Regions from separate parts of the Homo sapiens genome. Here region 2 is linked to region 1. Evidence: read pairs that join two places in POLR2A ChIA-PET (ENCODE). Cell type or tissue: OCI-LY7. All regions are shown on one strand. Region 1 has its middle 17 kb from the start of CLIP2. Region 2 overlaps GTF2IRD1 (GTF2I repeat domain containing 1).

What was found. Peaks named below come from ENCODE experiments on the same cell type or tissue, not always from the same donor. Only the 100,000 strongest peaks of a DNase experiment are listed, where the experiment ranks them.
Region 2: POLR2A ChIA-PET joins it to region 1 with 5 read pairs; 2 of 35 experiments call an interaction of 5 or more read pairs at or near these places.

Annotation. Positions count from the first base shown.
Region 1 is chr7:74,270,540-74,274,539 of GRCh38, forward strand. No RefSeq gene overlaps it. Among named protein-coding and RNA genes, the nearest start is that of CLIP2, 17 kb to the right of the region's middle. RefSeq lists enhancers at 1,496-1,545, 2,156-2,245, 2,286-2,375, 3,734-3,783. In OCI-LY7, no CTCF peak of the experiment used is centred here; DNase peaks (open chromatin) are centred at 1,422 and 2,162; H3K4me3 peaks cover 1,637 bases; H3K27ac peaks cover 2,189 bases.
Region 2 is chr7:74,490,713-74,494,712 of GRCh38, forward strand. All of the region lies in intron 1 of GTF2IRD1 (GTF2I repeat domain containing 1), which reads left to right. Among named protein-coding and RNA genes, the nearest start is that of GTF2IRD1, 39 kb to the left of the region's middle. In OCI-LY7, no CTCF peak of the experiment used is centred here; no DNase peak of the experiment used is centred here.

The DNA of each region.
Region 1 (4,000 bases):
CCTGACCTTGTGATCCGCCTGCCTCGGCCTCCCAAAGTCCTGGGATTACAGGCATGAGCCACCACGCCCGGCCCTCTTTTATTTTTTTGATGGAGTTTCGTTCCTGTTGCCCAGGCTGGAGTGCAATGGCGCGGTCTCAGTTCACTGCAACCTCCTTCTCCCGGGTTCAGGTGATTCTCCTGCCTCAGCCTCCGGAGTAGCTGGGATTACTGGTGCTCACCACCACACCCAGCTAAATTTTAAAATATTTTTAGTAGAGACAGGGTTTCACCATGTTGGCCAGCTTGGTCTTGAACTTCTGACCTCAGATGATCCGCCCGCCTCGGCCTCCCAAAGTGCTGGGATTATAGGGGCAAGCCACCATGCCCGCCGCCACCCCGCCCCGCCCTTTTTTTTTGTTTTTTTTTGAGACAGGGTCTCCCTTTGTCACTCGGGCTGGAGTGCAGTGTTGCGATCTTAGCTCACTGGAGACTCCAACTCCTGGGCTCAAAAGATCCTCCCTCCTCCCACCTCAGCCTCTCAAATATCTAGGACTACATGCACGCACCACCACGCCTGGCTAATTTTTTGACTTTTTATTTTTTGTGTTAAGATGGAGTGCATTTTCTACACTGCTATCTGGGGGTCCTGAAAGGAAACTACTGAGCTTTATTTATAGGTCTGTTTCCTGAGAAACTCACTTATCCTGAAATGTCAAAGTTAAGCCAGAGTGTGCTGTTTAGAGATAACCTTGTCCAATGTCCTCATTTTAGTATTTCATTTATTTATTTATTTATTTGAGATGGAGCCTCGCTTTTTCACCCAGACTGCAGTGCAGTGGTGCAATCTCGGCTCACTGCAACCTCTGCCTCCCAAATTCAAGCAATTCTCCTGCCTCAGCCTCCTGAGTAGCTGAGATTACAGGTGGGCAACACCACACGGCTAATTTTTGTATTTTTAGTAGAGACGGGGTTTCACCATGTTGGCCAGACTGGTCTCGAACTCCTGACCTCAAGAGATCCATCCGCCTTGGCCCCCCTAAGTACTGGGATGACAGGCATGAGCCGCCTGGCCTGTGGGTGTGAATTTCTATATTTTAAAAAATTGGCTGGGCATGGTGGCTTATGCCTGTAATGCCACTATGTTGCACAGGCTGGTCCCGAACTTCTGGGCTTACGTGATCCTCCTGCCTTGGCCTCCCAAAGTGCTGGGATTATAGGCATGAGCCACTGCACTCAGCCTATTTATTTATTTTAGAGACAGAGTCTCATTCTGTTGCCCTGGCTGGACTGCAGTAGCACGATCACAGCTCACTGCAGCCTTGAACTCCTGGACTCAAGCCATCCTCTCACCTCAGCCTCCTCAGTAGCTGGGACTAGAGGCTCGCACCGCTGCACCTGACTTAGTCCTATTTTTATAGATGAGAAAAGTGGAGTGAAGCCGGAAGAGATTTGCCTCAAACCAGGAAGTGCCTCAGGAGGGATCTGAACCGCCAGACCAGGACTTCTAACCTCCACTGCTTCCTGGACAGGCTTTCATTTTAATTATTTTTCTAAATTGGGAGGGAGTCTTACTGTGTCACCCAGGCTGGAGTGCAGTGGTGTGATCTCGGCTCACTGCAACCTCTGCCTCCCGGGTTCAAGTAATCCTCCTGCCTCAGCCTCCCGAGTAGCTGGGACTACAGGTGCCCACCACGAAATCCGGCTGATTTTTGTATTTTCGGTAGAGATGGGGTTTCACTATGTTGGCCAGGCTCGTCTCGAACTCCTGACCTCAAATGATCCACCCGTCTTGGCCTCCCTAAATCCTGGGATTACAGGCGTGAGCCACCCTGCCTGGCATCATTTTAAATTCTGATCTAAACAAAAAGTGCTCCAAACTTCCCTCCTTTTCAAAGTGGTGTCACCGTGTCAGCAACCTGAAGAAATCATTCTTATGGGAAAGAAAGTTCTGGTTTAGGATTGCTGACGGAAAACAAAACAGGAAGTCAAGCATTCCCAGCTGACATAGACCATCTGGGAATGTACTAGAATCAGTCCTGCTGTGGGCCAGGCTGTGTGGTGTGTGCTTTACCCTGGCTTCAGAGGAGAGAGGAGAGGGATTCAAGACTGCAGACAGCCCTGAGCCAGATCTGTCCTCCCAGGGGAGTGGAGGATGGGCCACGGCCACATCTGGGCTGAACCAGGAGGCATGGACAGGAAGCTAGAACGGCAGAGACCAGAGGGGCCACCATGCTAATGGGGAAGTGGTGTGGCTGGGGGATGGGGGCCGCAGACCTCAGGGTTGGGGAATGAGTCAACTGCGAGGGCGTTTGCACCAAAGGAAGGATGGAAAGCCTGCCTGGCCCTGGCTGGTTAGACACTAGGAATGCCCTGTGGTTTCCTAAACTCTACTCCAGCCTCTGGTACAAACAAATCCCTGGCAATCCTCGCTCTGTGTGAGTGACAATCCCTGTACTCTACTGTAAACTTCCAGTGAGCCAGGCACTGTGAGAGGAGCCCTATAAAAAAAGGAGACTGGCTGGGGGTGGTGGCTCACGCCTGTAATCCCAGCACTTTGGGAGGCCGAGGCAGGCAGATCATGAAGTCAGGAGATTGAGACCATCCTGGCTAACACGGTGAAACCCCATCTCTACTAAAAATACAAAAAATTAGCCGGGCATCATGGCGGGCGACTGTAGTCCCAGCTACTCGGGAGGCTGAGGCAGGAGAATGGCGTGAACCCGGGAGGCGGAGTTTTCAGAGAGGTGAGACAGTGCCACTGCACTCCAGCCCAGCCTGGGCAATAGAGCGAGACTCCGTCTCAAAAAAAAAAAAAAAAAAAAGAGAGAGAGACCTCGGTCAGGCGAGGTGGTCACACCTGTAATCCCACCATTTTGGGAGGCCGAGGCAGGTGGATCACCTGAGGTCGGGAATTTGAGACCAGCCTGGCCAACATGGTGAAACTTCACCTCTACCAAAAATACAAAATTAGTTGGACGTGGTGGTGGGTGCCTGTAATCCCAGGTACTCGGGAGGCTGAGGCAGGAGAATCGCTTGAATCCGGGAGGCAGAGGTTGCAGTGAGCCGAGATCGTGCTATTGCACTCCAGCCTGGGCAACAAGAGCAAAATTTCATCTAAAAAAAAAAAAGGTTTTTCTGTAGAGATGGGGGTCTTGCTAGGTTGCCCAGGCTGGTCTCAAAATCCTGGCTTCAAGCGATGCTCCAGCCTTGGCCTCCCAAAGCACTGGGATAGGCAGGAGCCACCATGCCTGGACATAGGACCAAGATTCTATATTTTTTTCCCATAATCTTTTTTTTTTCTTCCTTTTTCTGATTTCCAGTGGGGTTGGATTTTGCTCAAAATTTTTTTTTTTTTTTTTTTTTAAGATGGAGTCTCACTCTGTCACTCAGACTGGAGTGCAGTGGCATGATCTCGGCTCACTGCAACTTCTGCCTCCTGGGTTCATGCAATTCTCCTGCCTCAGTCTCTCGAGTAGCTGGGACTACAGGCACACGCCACCACACCTGGCTAATTTTTATATTTTTAGTAGAGACGAGGTTTCACCATGATGGCCAGGCTGGTCTCGAACTGCTGACCTCAAGTGATCCACCCGCCTCGGCCTCCCAAAGTGTTGGGATTATAGGCATGAGCCACCACGCCTGGACTTAACTCAATTTTTTTTCTTATTTTTTTGACCTTGAGGATGAGGATTCTGAGCAAAGCTGCACCACCCCATCCCATATCCTCTGTCTTTAAAAAAACACCCTTGGGGCTGGGCACAGTGGCTCACACCTGTAATCCCAGCACTTTGAGAGGCCGAGGTGGGCGGATCACAAGGTCAGGAGATGGAGACCATCCTGGCTAACACGGTGAAACCCGTCTCTATTAAAAATACAAAAAATTAGCCAGGCATGGTGGCGTGCATCAGGAGGCTGAGGCAGGAGAATCGCTTGAACCCAGAAGGCAGAGGTTGCAGTGAGCTGAGATGGCACCACTGCACTCCAGCCTGGGCGACAGAGCGAGACTCCGTCTCAAAACA
Region 2 (4,000 bases), 220 kb after region 1:
TCCATCAGCTCCAACGCCCCAGCTGGTCCATAGGGCAGTGAGACTTGAATCACAGAGACGCTTCTCTGGTGTCCAGAAAAATCCGGCTCTTTCTAGTGGCGCTTCCAAGGGGGAAGAGATTGGAGAGCTCTCCAGCAAACCCAGGCCTGAGCTTTGCAGAGGTCTGAGCTGAGGACTGAGTGTCCAAGGGGCTGAGGATGTGGACTGTCTTTGTGAGGTGGGGTACAGCCAGTGAAGGAGCCAGTGTTAATTTCCTGAAGCTGCTGTAACACGGGCCACACAGACTTCGTGCCTTAAAGCAACAGAAATTTCAGGCCGAGTGCGGTGGCTCATGCCTGTAATCCCAGCACTTTGGAAGGCTAAAGTGGGCAGATCATGAGGTCAGGAGTTCAAGACCATTCTGGCCAACATGGTGAAACCCCATCTCTACTAAAAATACAAAAATTAGATGGGCGTGGTGGCAGGCACCTGTAATCCCAGCTACTCAGGAGGCTGAGGCACGAGAATCGCCTGAACCCTGGAGGTGGAGGTTGCAGTGAGCTGAGATCCCACTGCTGCACTCCAGCCTGGGTGACAGAGTGAGGGAGAAAAAAAAATTCTTTTTTTTTTTTTTTTTTTTTTTACTTTGAGGTTCTTGGGTACAAGTGTGCAGGTTTGTGACATAGGTAAACTTGTGTCATGGGGGTTTGTTGTACAGATTCTTTTTTCACCCAGGTATTAAGCCCAGTACCCAATAGTTATTTCTTATGATCTTCTCCCTCCTCCCACCCTCCACCTTCTGAAAGGCCCCAGTGTGTGTTGCCCCCCTCTCTGTGTCCATGTGTTCTCATTGTTCAGCTCCCACTTATAAGTGAGAACATGCAGTATTTGGTTTTCTGTTCTTGTGTTAGTTTGCTAAGGATAATGGCCTCCAGCTCCATCCATGTCCCTGCAAAGAACATGATCTTGTTCTTTTTTGTGGCTGCATAGTATTCCATGGTGTATACCTACCACATTTTCTTTACCCAGTCTATCATTGATGGGCATTTAGGTTGATTCCATGTTTTTGCTGTTGTGAATAGTGCTGCAGTAAACATACGTGTGCATGTGTCTTTATTGTAGAATGATTTCTATTCCTTTGGGTATATACCCAGTAAGGGATTGCCGGGTCCAATGGTATTTCTGTCTTTAGGTTTTTGAGGAATCACCACACTGTCTTCCACAATGGCTGAACTAATTTACAACAGTGTATAAGTGTTCCTTTTTCTCCACAACCTCACCAACATCTGTTATTTTCTTGTTCGTTTGTTTTTGTTTTTGTTTTTGTTTTGAGACGGAGTCTTACTCTGTTGTCCAGACTGGAATGCAGTGGTGCAATCTCAGCTCACTGCAACCTCTACTTCCTGGGTTCAAGCAATTCTCCTGCCTCAGCCTCCCGAGTAGCTGGGATTACAGGCACACACTACCATTCCCGGCTAATTTTTTTTTTTTTTTTTTGAGACAGAGTCTCACTCTGTCGCCCAGGCTGGAGTTCAGTGGCGTGATCTCGGCTCACCGCAAGCTCTGCCTCCCGGGTTCACGCCATTCTCCTCCCTCAGCCTCCCGAGTAGCTGGGACTACAGGTGCCTGCCACCACGCCTGGCTAATTTTTTGTATTTTTAGTGGAAACTGAGTTTCACCATGTTAGCCAGGATGGTCTTGATCTCCTGACCTCATGATCTGCCCACCTTGGCCTCCAAAAGTGCTGGGATTACTGGTGTGAGCCACCACGCCTGGCCCAGCATCTGTCATTTTTTGACTTTAATAATAGCCATTCTGACTGGTGTGAGATGATATCTCATTGTGGTTGTGATTTGCATTTCACTCATGATCAATGATGTTGATTGAGTCTTTTTTCATAAGATTGTTGGCTGCATGTACATCTCCTTTTGAAAAGTGTCTGTTCATGTCCTTTGCCCATGTTTTTATGAGAACAAGAGAAATTTCTATTCTCACAGTTCTGGAGGCCAAAGGTCCAAAATCATTACCACTGGGCCAAAATCAAGGTGCCGACAGTGCCATGCTCCCTCCAGAGGCTCTCGGGGGGAATCTGTTCCTGGCCTCTTCTAGCTCCTGGGGGCTGCCAGCACTCCTGGGCTTGTGGCCGCATCACTCCAGTCTTCAAGGCCAGCATCTTCCAATCTCTCTCTACTTCGTCTTCACTTGGACTTCTCTTCTATATGGATGTCCAGTCTTCCTCTACCCTATTTTTAAAAAATGTTTGTAGAGCTGGGGTCTTGCTGTGTTGCTCAGGCTAGTCTCAAACTCTTAGCCTCAAGTGGTCCTCCTGACTTGAAGTGATCCTGCTGCCTTGGCCTCCCAAAGCACTGAGATTACAGGAATGAGCCACTGTGCCTGGCATGACCTCTTCTTCTTCTTCTTTTTTTTTTTTTTTTGAGATAGGGGTCTCACTGTCTTGCTCAGGCTGGAGGGCAGTGACGTGATCTCAGCTCACAGCATCCTTGACCTCCTGGGCTCAGGGGATCCTCCCATCTCAGCCTCCCGAGTAACTGGGACTATAGGCATGCTCCACCACACCCAGCTAATTTTTTTTTATTTTTTGTAGAGATGGGGTCTCACTATGTTTCCCAGGCTGGTCTCAAACTCCTGGGCTCAAGCAATCCTCCTGCCTTGGCCCCCAAAGTGCTGGGCTTACAGGTATGAGCTACCGCGCCCGGCCATGACCTCTTCTTATAAGGATGCATGTGATGGCATTTAGAGCCTACCCGGCTAAGCCAGAATAATCCCCTACCTCAAGATCCTTAATCACATCTGCAAAGTGATTTTGCCATATAAGGTAACACAGGCTCTGGGGATTAGGACATGGCTGTCTTTTGGAGGTCATTTTTTTGAGCCTATCTCGGGTCTCTAAGGGCAAACTCCAGCAGCCATTCTAGTAGACAGGTTCTCCTGTGATAGATGCCGGCCAGGTAAAGGAGACAAATGGAAGATCCCAGCTGACCCACCTCGGCTCTGTCCCCTCTGAGGGGACCTTATTCTCATTTATGTGGACTCCCTAAGCCATATATCTAGGCTGGAGTGCAGTGGTGTGATCTTGGCTCACTGCAGCCTTGACCTCCTGGGCTCAGGGGATCCTCCCATCTCAGCCTCCCAAGCAGCTGGGACTACAGGCATGCACCACCACACCCAGCTGATTTTTTTATTTTTTGTTGAGATGGGGTCTTGCCATATTACCCAGGCTGGTCTTGAACTCCTGAACTCAAGCCGTGTCCACTCTCCCAAACAGCTGCCCCCTCTTGGGGGGTACAGCAGCGTCAGCCTGGTGTGCCCTCAGGGTGTATCCGTTATTTATCTTGGACTGCATAAACCAATAGCCCAACATTAGCAGTGTCAAACAACAGTCATTTCTTCTTTTACTCTTCACATTGTGAGAGTTGTCTGAGCTCAGCCAGATGGGTCTTACTCAATCTCTCCTACAATTGCAGTCAAAAGGTTGCCGGTGGGAGTTGGAGGCTGCAGTGAGCTACGATCGCACCACGGCACTCCAGCCTGGGCAACAGAGCAAGATCCCGTTTCTAAATAAAAAGTTAGCAGGGCTTGAGGTCATTTTGAAGATGTTTCACTTGCTGGCCCGGGGCCTGAGCCGAGGAACAGCTGGGGCCCCTTGGGCTTCTCTGCTGCCCCCCGGCCCCTCCAGCACGGTGGCCTCAGGATAGTCGGGCTTCCCACGTGTCAGCTCAGAGTCCAGGGCAAGGGTCTGAGAGTGAGTGAGTGGCTGGGGGAAGTCTAGCGCCTTTGGGGACCTGGCTGCAGAGGTCACGTGTTGGCGCTGCCCACACATTCTGTTGGTTCAAAGTGGGTCTTTATTCAAATCACATTCAAGAGGAGAGAATTAGATGACACCACTTGTTGGGAGAAGTATTAAGAACTTATTTATTTATTTTTTTCACTTTGGGAGGCCGAGGTGGGAAGATCCTTTGAGCCCAGGAGTTCGAGACCAGCCTGGGCAATATAGGGAAAC